2 separate regions of the Mus musculus genome follow, and region 1 is linked to region 2. The links are chromatin contacts, found by POLR2A ChIA-PET in ENCODE. All regions are on one chromosome and are shown on one strand. Each heading gives the region's core, a stretch centred on a gene start or an enhancer-like site at or near the end of the contact. The rest is flanking DNA. Distances are from core to core; before and after follow the strand shown.

The links. ChIA-PET counts read pairs that join two places held with the same protein, here RNA polymerase II (POLR2A).
Region 1: POLR2A ChIA-PET joins it to region 2 with 26 read pairs in embryonic stem cell. The contact joins the promoter of Smarcd2 here to the promoter of Strada in region 2. POLR2A ChIA-PET finds 5 or more read pairs at or near these places in 3 of 5 experiments (Patski and embryonic stem cell).

The regions. Positions count from the first base shown.
Region 1 is chr11:106,270,724-106,274,970 of GRCm38, reverse strand. Smarcd2 (SWI/SNF related, matrix associated, actin dependent regulator of chromatin, subfamily d, member 2) reads left to right here and starts at 1,999. Exons shown (of 13, transcript NM_001130187.1): 1 at 1,999-2,478. The coding sequence starts at 2,263. It also overlaps a transcript of Tcam1 not described here.
Region 2 is chr11:106,191,239-106,195,847 of GRCm38, reverse strand. It overlaps Strada (STE20-related kinase adaptor alpha), which reads left to right and starts at 2,245. Exons shown (of 13, transcript NM_001252448.1): 1 at 2,245-2,382.

The sequences.
Region 1 (4,247 bases), core at 750-3,249, 79 kb before region 2:
CCTTTCCAGACTTCATAAGCTCCTCTTTGCCAAGCCTTTGTCACTGCAGCCCCAGAAGCCAATTAAATGAAGTTTCTTGGGATGTTCCAGGATGGGAAGCTGAGCTCCTAGGACCTAATTCCATGTTCTTTTACATCAGCTCTGGTCCCTCCACTGTCTGCAGATTCTATACTTTAGATTGCCTGTTAGATTATGTATGTAAAGACTGTGATCACAGAAGAGTTGTGTGTGTGTGTGTGTGTGTGTGTGTGTGTGTTTGTGCACTTTCAGGGCTTTAATTTTCAAATGGCTTCCACTAAACAGGTGCTCTGAACCAAAGTCACTTGAAGGTGCCTTTCTGGAGACAGACCCCCCTCCCCCATTCTCTCTGCCCAGGAGGTCTAGTTCTTAGGTAACTGAGCCTTCACTCTGCCCAGACAGTCTTAGGTAACTGATCCAGACCTTACTTTTCATATAAGTAATTCATGCTGGCTTTGGTCTCGAGACCCTGCTTCCCTGACATTTTTGGGACCTGCTACCATCTCTGAAAGCTCAAAAGCTTTGTGGCACACAAGTGAGATCAACCCACCTACAGGACAACTCTTTATTGGACAAGTTAACAAAAGCAGTTTAGTCAAAAGACCAAAGCCTATGTCATCTTTGGCCAGCCTGGTCTACAGACCTAGTTCCAGGACATCCAGGGCTGCACAAAGAAATCCTATCTTGAAAAACCAAAAAAGAAATACAGAATCTTGTACCCTGCCCCCATTTCATTGAACCATAAACCACATTTTAACAAAAAGCTCGGCTTTCTTCTGATATAGGGTCTCCTGTAGAATCAACTGGTGATGCAGCTGAGAACCATCCTGAACTTCTGGCCCACCTGCCTCCTCCTGTGTGCTGGGATTTTGAGGATGCACCACCATGTAGTTGATGCAGTCTGGGGTTCAAGCCCAGGGCTTTGTGCACGCTATAACCTGAGTTACACCCCCAACCTGATTCTGAGGATTTTCAGTGCCTAGTTAAGTAGCACTATTCTATACCGTGGGTAGGAGATACCACATTGACAGAGGGTAGGTCTATAACATAGCCGAAGCCAGTGGTTTCTGAAAAGGTTCTCAACTTTTCTTTTCTTTTTTGGTTTTTCGAGACGGGGTTTCTCTGTGTAGTCCTGACTGTCCTAAAACTCACTTTGTAGACCAGGCTGGCCTTGAACTCAGAAATCCACCTGCCTCCGCCTCCCAAGTGCTGGGATTAAAGGCGTTTGCCACCACGCCCGGCTGATTCTCAACTTTTCAAAACTAAGTCCTATACAAACTGGATAAAACTTATTTCAGTACCTGGAGTTCTCTCAGCATGCAAAATCCCTTCACCTAAAAACATTTTCTGCGAATTACCAGGCTTCCTTAAAGAAAGGCACGGGCAAGTTAGTGCAGTTAAGTACTCGGAGTTGGGCCAAGCCAAGCTTTCACTCAGCTGGGTCACGTCTGGGGCCGCCCATGTCCTTGGAAGCGCGGAGCAACCAATACAGGCTTCTGGGGGTAGATGGGTGGGTGGGTGTGGGGTGCCTTATGCCACCGGCCCCGAGATGGGCTCTTAAAAAGTGGTTGGCGGCTTTCCCGCCGCGGATCGCTTATTTTTAAGGCTTGAAGACGCAGAATTGACGGAACTGTTTTGGATGGGCCATATCGGGGATCTCGCCGAGGCAGCAGCACTACGGAGCAAACAGCAAACACCTAACAGTTCGGACGGCCCTACGCGACCTTCGAACTCTGACCCCACGCCTTTCTCCTCCGCGCTTCCGCGTGCAGCTTCCGCTCCCGCTCCTCCGGGAAAAGGCCGCCTCCCCCAAGGGCGGGGCTCTAAGGCCGTCAGTTATGGGAGGTGCTGGTTTGAGGCGGGTCTCGCGAGGGCGGGATTTAAAGAGGCATTCTCGATTGGGTTGCCGGGCAGGGGCGGGGCCTGCAGGGTCTAGGTTGGGCGGGGCTGGGAGTTCGTAACCGCCTCTGGGTAACTGGACTCCGGCGATCAAACCTCCGGAGGCCGGGAGAGGCCTGCGGGCTCGCGGCACATCCCGGATCTGGAGTATCCCTGGCAGGAGCGGAGTCAGAGGGGCCGCGGGATCCTAAAGCCGGGCTGCAAAGAACTTGCGAACTTGGAGTAGAAGATCCCGGAACCCGGTAGTAAAATCGGGAAGTCCCGGATCGCGGAACGTAGCTCGCGGAGCGGACTCAACACGGAGACCGGAGGCCGGATCGCTGCACCGCGGGACGGGACAGAGTGATGTCCGGCCGTGGCGCGGGCGGGTTCCCGCTGCCTCCGCTGAGCCCCGGCGGCGGCGCCGTTGCCGCGGCCCTTGGTGCGCCGCCTCCGCCTGCGGGACCCGGAATGCTGCCCAGCCCGGCGCTCAGGGGCCCGGGGCCTTCTGGAGGCATGGGGGTACCGGGGGCCGCCGCCTTCCGCCCCATGGGCCCCGCTGGCCCCGCGGCGCAGTACCAGGTGAGGAGGGCAGGCGAGCGGCGCCGCGAGGGCGCTGTGTCGGTCTCCCTGGGGCCTCAGGTGAGGACAGGCGGCCCAGGGGACACTGCAGGAGGAACTGTCGAGGGCTGGTGGCGGGCAGGCCAGAGTCCCTTGGTTAGTGGCTCGGGGTTGGAGGCAGTGTTGGGGAAAGGGTGAAAGCCCTCTGCGGTGGAGGGCTTGAGCAGTTAGAGGAGTCCCGGGGCTTCTTGGCTCCGAGTAACTTAGAGATGGAGGCTTCGTGAGATCTAGAGAATTGTGGGCAATCAGGTTGAAAGTGTAAGACAGGTCCCGGAGTGGAGGTGAGGGAGTGACCCGGGATGTGGTGAGGAAAATTTGGAAGAGGGTCGTTAGTGAGAAAACAGGGTTACTCTTTCTTTGGCCTCGGTCCCACTGCATCTCTGCCTTGGCTTTCTTTCTTTCTTTTTTTTTTTTTTTTTCTTCCTAGTTGGGAACTGGCAGAGCGTTAGTATGTCTGAGATGGCTCCCAGCTGCTCAAGTTGAGGAGGAAGGAAGCCAGGCTTCCTACGAAATGGGAGACTAAAGAGATTGGGCCCAGATAACTCCAGGATAGATTAGAAATAGCTGTGTCCAGGTCTGAAGAAGGCCCGATCCCATTAACAGACCATTCAAGATATCCTCTGTACGGGGCTTTCCTTCTTGATGCCAGTGTCCAGTAAAGTTTGGAGGAGCAGGGAGGCTTTGTGGAGTCCTGCTGGTCTTGGGCTGCACAGGGTACTGCCCTGACCCTTCTGTCTTGGCAGAGAGCTGTCTCAGGTTGCAGCATCAAAGGCCATTGACAAGCAGAGACAGGACCCGTGGTCAGTGCATTGGGAACTCAGCCTGATTCTGCATGTGGCGCTCCTCATTCCCCAGAGCTCTGGTTCAAGTGGCTCCAGAATGTTTGGGAATTTTGTTTTGCTTTTGCATTTTGGTGCTGAGCATGGAATCCAGGCAGGGCTTTGCACGTGGCAGACGATTGCTGTATCAGGGAGCTGCACCTCCTTTCCTGGGGATTGTGCCCATCCTTCTCCCACATCCTTGTCACTTTTGTTACTTGCTTTTTGATACAGGGTCTCATATAGTCCAGGCTGGCTGTGTAGCCAAAGCCCACCTTGAACTCTTTTCTCTCAAGTGTCTGGCATTACAGTCACACACTATCACGCCCAACCTCTCTTTCCTTATCCCTCAGGTTCCTGACAAGGCCATATGTCTCTCAACCTATGTGCCAGAGAGGTGAGAGGTGTGCACTGTAGCTTGCTCTGTCCCCTGCTGGTGTCTCTAGGTAGAAGTCTCAGAAATAGATCTTCATGATGTATGCATATTCCACCCAGGAATCAGATTTCTTTTTTTTTTTTTAAAGATTCATTTATTTATTATATGTAAGCACACTGTGGCTGTCTTCAGACACACCAGAAGAGGGCATCGGATTTCGTTACAGATGGTTGTGAGCCACCATGTGGTTGCTGGGATTTGAACTCGGGACCTTTGGAAGAGCAGTCGGCGCTCTTAATCACTGAGCCATCTCTCCAGCCCAGGAATCAGATACCCAGGAGATACCTAACTGGGGGTCGGAGTGGGGATAAGTGACCCCCTTCATTTCAACTCCTATCTAAAAAGAAAATGACGAGTTTGGGTATAAACAGAGATAGACGTGGTTCCAAGGATACTAGCGGGGTTTATCTTTCCCATGTGGCTTTCTTTGGAGATTCATGGGCCTAGTATATCACTGATGAGTCTCTGCGTCAGCC
Region 2 (4,609 bases), core at 996-3,495:
TTGTTCTACACCACAAAAAAAAAAAAAAAAAAAAAAACAGCAGCCAGTAGAACAGCAGCCAGTTTTCCAAGTCAATTTCAGAAAGCACTGGGAATCTTTTAGCACCTAACACTAATACTTCAAAAAGCATCAGGAGCCTGTACTTCCCTGGACTCACACTCTAATCTCTGTTGACCTTTTAGTATACAGTTTACTATGACTCAGTAAGACTGCTGGATGAGAAGCTGTGCATTTGGCCACTCACACAGTCACAGTAGAGTCTGGGGTTCTCTGAGCAGTTACTGTGGGCAGCCATCCAGTTGGTAAAATCTTTTAGCCACACTCAATTTGTAACATCCTGTTAGAAAATGTGTTGGCTGGGTCACTAGGTATAGATGAAATACCCAGTGTTTACACATCCTATTGTAATGACTGTAAGAGGCTTTAGGGCTCAGGCATTTGTCCAGAATGCTGTGAAGCCCTAGGTTCAATGTCTAGTACAGTCCAAAGAAGGGGAAGGGAAAGAAAGGAGAAAGAAAAACTCAATTTGAGGTTGCCTTGGCAATTAGAGCCCGGCGCAGTGGTTCACACCTATAATCCCAGAAGAGACGGGGTTTACCAAATTTAAGGCCAGTCTGGTTAGCCTGGACTAGATGTGAGACCCTGTCTCAGAGTTTGGGGCTGGAGAGCTGGGTCAGCAGAAAGATGCATTTGCTGCTCTTGGAAAGGATCAAGCACCGGCAACTATCTGTCACCCCATCCAGTTCCTCCGCCTGCTTCTGCGCGCACATACACACACACACAAGTACATTCAAGTACAAGTACACACACAACATATGAAAAAATAAAAACCGAAGCTTGACACCTTTTCAGGTATTGCTTTCCCTAATATTCTGGATTCCAAAGACCATGTGAACTGGCAGAAACTGCATTTTCCTCCAGTCCCCTTGCTTTTTGTGAGTTCGTGATGTTTGTTTGATGATGAAATGTGGTGAGACTGAGAACAAATTTGGCATGTTAAACGCACTAGGCAAGGTTACAGCTGTGTGTAAAACATTGAGATCTTCAGGTGAGGGTAGTGTGCGTTTCCAAGTTCCTGTATGATGTGGCCAAACTTAAAATTCTTGGAAGTTAGTCGACTGGTATAAATCTGAGACAGGAAAAAAAACAAGTATTCATTACTTGACAGTATGTACACAGATGTATTGGGCCCTCACTCCACAGTAACTGAAGTGACTAAAAATCACTTCATGATAAAACGGAGTCCTCATTTTATTAGTCCTATATGGTTTGGCCCCTGCTGTCTTTTTTCATAAAGGCAAACTCATCACAGGTTTCTGCTAATAGAGGACATACCACCAAGTCTTTAATCCCATCCCAGCAGAGGCAGAGGGAAGCTGATCTGAAGGCCAGTCCAGACTACATGCGACACTATCTCAAAAATACCTCACTACCAAAAAATAGTTATGAAGCACTTAGGGACAAAAAAAAAAAAAAAAAAAACCCCAACAAAAAACAAACCATAGCTCTCGTTTAGTTGAGCTATTTTCTGTGCTTTAAGGAGAAGGAACTTTGGGCACAAAGGGTAAGTTTCCTCTTTGTTGTTCTATTGCCTGAGACTGACCCAAGAAAGACTTGTTTTTCAATTGGAGTCCTACCAGGTGAAATGGCACCTGGGATTTGGGAACCGCAGAGTGTGGGATGAGGGGTGGGAATACCCCTGGTAGCCAAGTCAATAGCTATAGTTAGCCCTTGCCCCTTTTCTTGCTGCTGGGTTAGGAGGGGTACAGAGACTCGAGGGAGACTCTAGGGTCCTTTGGAACTGCAACAATGACAAGGTCTTTCGCTTCCACATACGTGGGGAAACCTGCCTTCGTCCTAGATAAGGAACGACCTCAGCAAAGGGGAAAAAAGACTAGTTAATAACTCTCTCCCTGACGAAGCGACTGCGGGTCTAGCATGTCCGGTAACGGTAACGTGGGATGGAAGCAGAAGCTCTCTCTGGGGAAAAGCGGAGCTTCCTCCACTGGGATGGGTGGGGTGAAGCGAGGCGAGACGAAGCAGAGTCCTTAGTGGGCAGGGGGTAAGGCGGAGCATCTTCTGAGAACCGGGCAAGGCAGGACTTCCTCTGCTGGAGGCAAGAGGCGGAGCTCCCTTCTTGGGTGGGGCAAAGCAGGGCTTCTCCGTAGGGGAGGGGCGGGACTTCCTCCGTGGGGCGGGAGTAGGAGGGGCTTGTTCCGTGAAGGGGAGGGGCGAGGCTCGGCCAGTCTCCCTGGGTCCCTCCACTGCGCATGTCACGTTGCGTACCTCCCTCCCAGCAACCGGCCTGGCGGCAGCGCGGCTACAAAACTGAGGAGGCGGAGCCGAGACGGAGTCGGTACTGCGCTCTGACTCCTAGACCAGGTACCCGGTGGCGGAGCCGCCTGGTGCGCTCCCAGGGATAATCCCTCTTGCCAGACTCCGAGTCCGTGTCCTCGGGGGTGAGCCTCAAGTGGCCATCCCGGCTCACCCTCGCCCTCCTCTGGCCCTCATTTAACCTGGGTTCTGGGTTCCCGCATTGAGGTTACAGCCTGAGAGCAAAATTAGGCTTGGGCCTGGCTGGGGAGATGCTGAGCAGAGTTGCCGGACCGGAGAGGCTAGCTACCGCATGGCCTCCCCACCTTTTCCGGGGCTTCCAAATGGGGTTGAGTTCTCATACGGAAGCAAGATCAGAGCTATTCTCTGCTTTGGTCAAAACGAAGAGTTTCTAAATGTGTTGTCTTAAGTGTCCCAGCAGTTTTGGGGACCGAGTATGGTGGCGGAGAGTGAGCATGACAGAAGGGGAGTGGCTAAATAAAATTGTTCATAATTTTAGGAAATAGATAACTTCTCAACTCAGTCTTCTGCTAAGACCCTAAGGTACTTCAATTTGACCCCTTTCTCCCAGACGGTTGGACTCGGTCTTACTGAAATACCCGTTGAAGTAGAACTATGTTCCAGTGTTTGGATGGGTCTTCATGATAGTTGATAACCTTATCCGGAGGTACCCAACACCTGAGACTGACTCAGATCCTTGAGGGTTGATTAACCAAATTTGAGACTGTGGGCGTGGCTCAGCGCCTGAGTTCTTGATTAACATCAGTGCGGACTTGCTTTCCATTCTCCACACTACCAAAAAGAAAATTGCTAACTTGCTTCTGCCGTAGTGCAGGAACTTAATAGTTTAACCATTAGTTATAGTACGGAAACTGGTCAACTCTCTTCACCCTTTAATTAGGTTTCTTAGAAGATTTTTTGGCTGGGTTTATAGTTGTGACCTCCGACATAAAGTTTGGAGGACCAGCGGTAAAAATAGAAGAAAAAAAAGTCTGTCAGAACAAGTGAATTCTCCTATCGGTACCTGTTGTAGTGGGAGAGATAATGAGGCGATAGTATGGTTGGGTGGTTGGAGAGGTGTCTCTGTAGATAGGAAGATATGCTGCCGTCTCCAGAACTCATGTAGAGAGCCATGTGTGGCCATGAGCCTGTGACAAGAGAAACACCAGAGCTTGCTGGCTGTCAGCCTGTGTCCAGAGTGATAGAGTAGAATACACAATGTCCTTTAGCTTCACCAAGCATAGAAACAGGTACACACATAAATATATACATACATACACACACAAGCACATACATATATATACACATATATACATACATATACACACATTGGTAAGTGTAATAGTTAATGTGAGAGCCAGGCATGATGGTATATGCCTTTAATCCCAGCACTCGGGAGGCAGAGGCAGGCGGATCTCTGTGAGTTCGAGGCCAGCCTCATCTACAGAGTGAGTTCCTGGACAGCCAAGGCTACACAGAGAAACCTTGCCTTGAGGGGAAAAAGCTAAGGTGAGGAATGTAGGTGGTTAGTGGGAGCGCTGCTGTAATAGAGGGTACTGAGTGTCAACAATAGACTGGGGACAAAAAGGGAAGTGGAGTCTATAGACTACACTCTGTCTCTTCTTTTTTTCAAAAGAGACTGTAGCCAAGTGTGATGTTGAATTCCTGATCCTCCTGTCTCTGTCTACTGAGGGCTGAGAATCCACACATGAGCTATCATTCTCAGCTGTGGATTTCTGCCACTTTTACAGCCTTAGCTGGTGATCTTTAAATCCACCAAGCCATCTCTAACCTCCTTTTAAACATCAAGTACTACTTTTCTCACAAATTGCTATCCCTGCTTCTTGGAAGATAGAATCCTCAACATTAGTCAACCTTCATTAAACTTGAACTTGGCAGAGATCAACAGAGGAAGACATCTGATGTGCACCCCTCCTGCAAGCCTTCAGTATACACTTTTTTTGTTGTTGTTCCTTGACAGGGTTTCTCTGTATAGCCCTGGCTGTCCTGGAACTCACTTTGTAGACCAGGCTGGCCTCGAACTCAGAAATCCACCTGCCTCTGCCTCCGGAGTGCTGGGATGAAAGGCATGCACCACCACGCCCAGCCACTATACACTCTTATACATTAAATGAATAAATATTTTAATCTACCCCTCCACTAAAGCCACTTCTACCTCCAAACTTTTCCTTTTCTGGCATTGGCTCCGTGGCATATTAATCATTTTCCGAACACTCAAAAACACAAACACACATCAGCTGTAGAATGGGCTCTC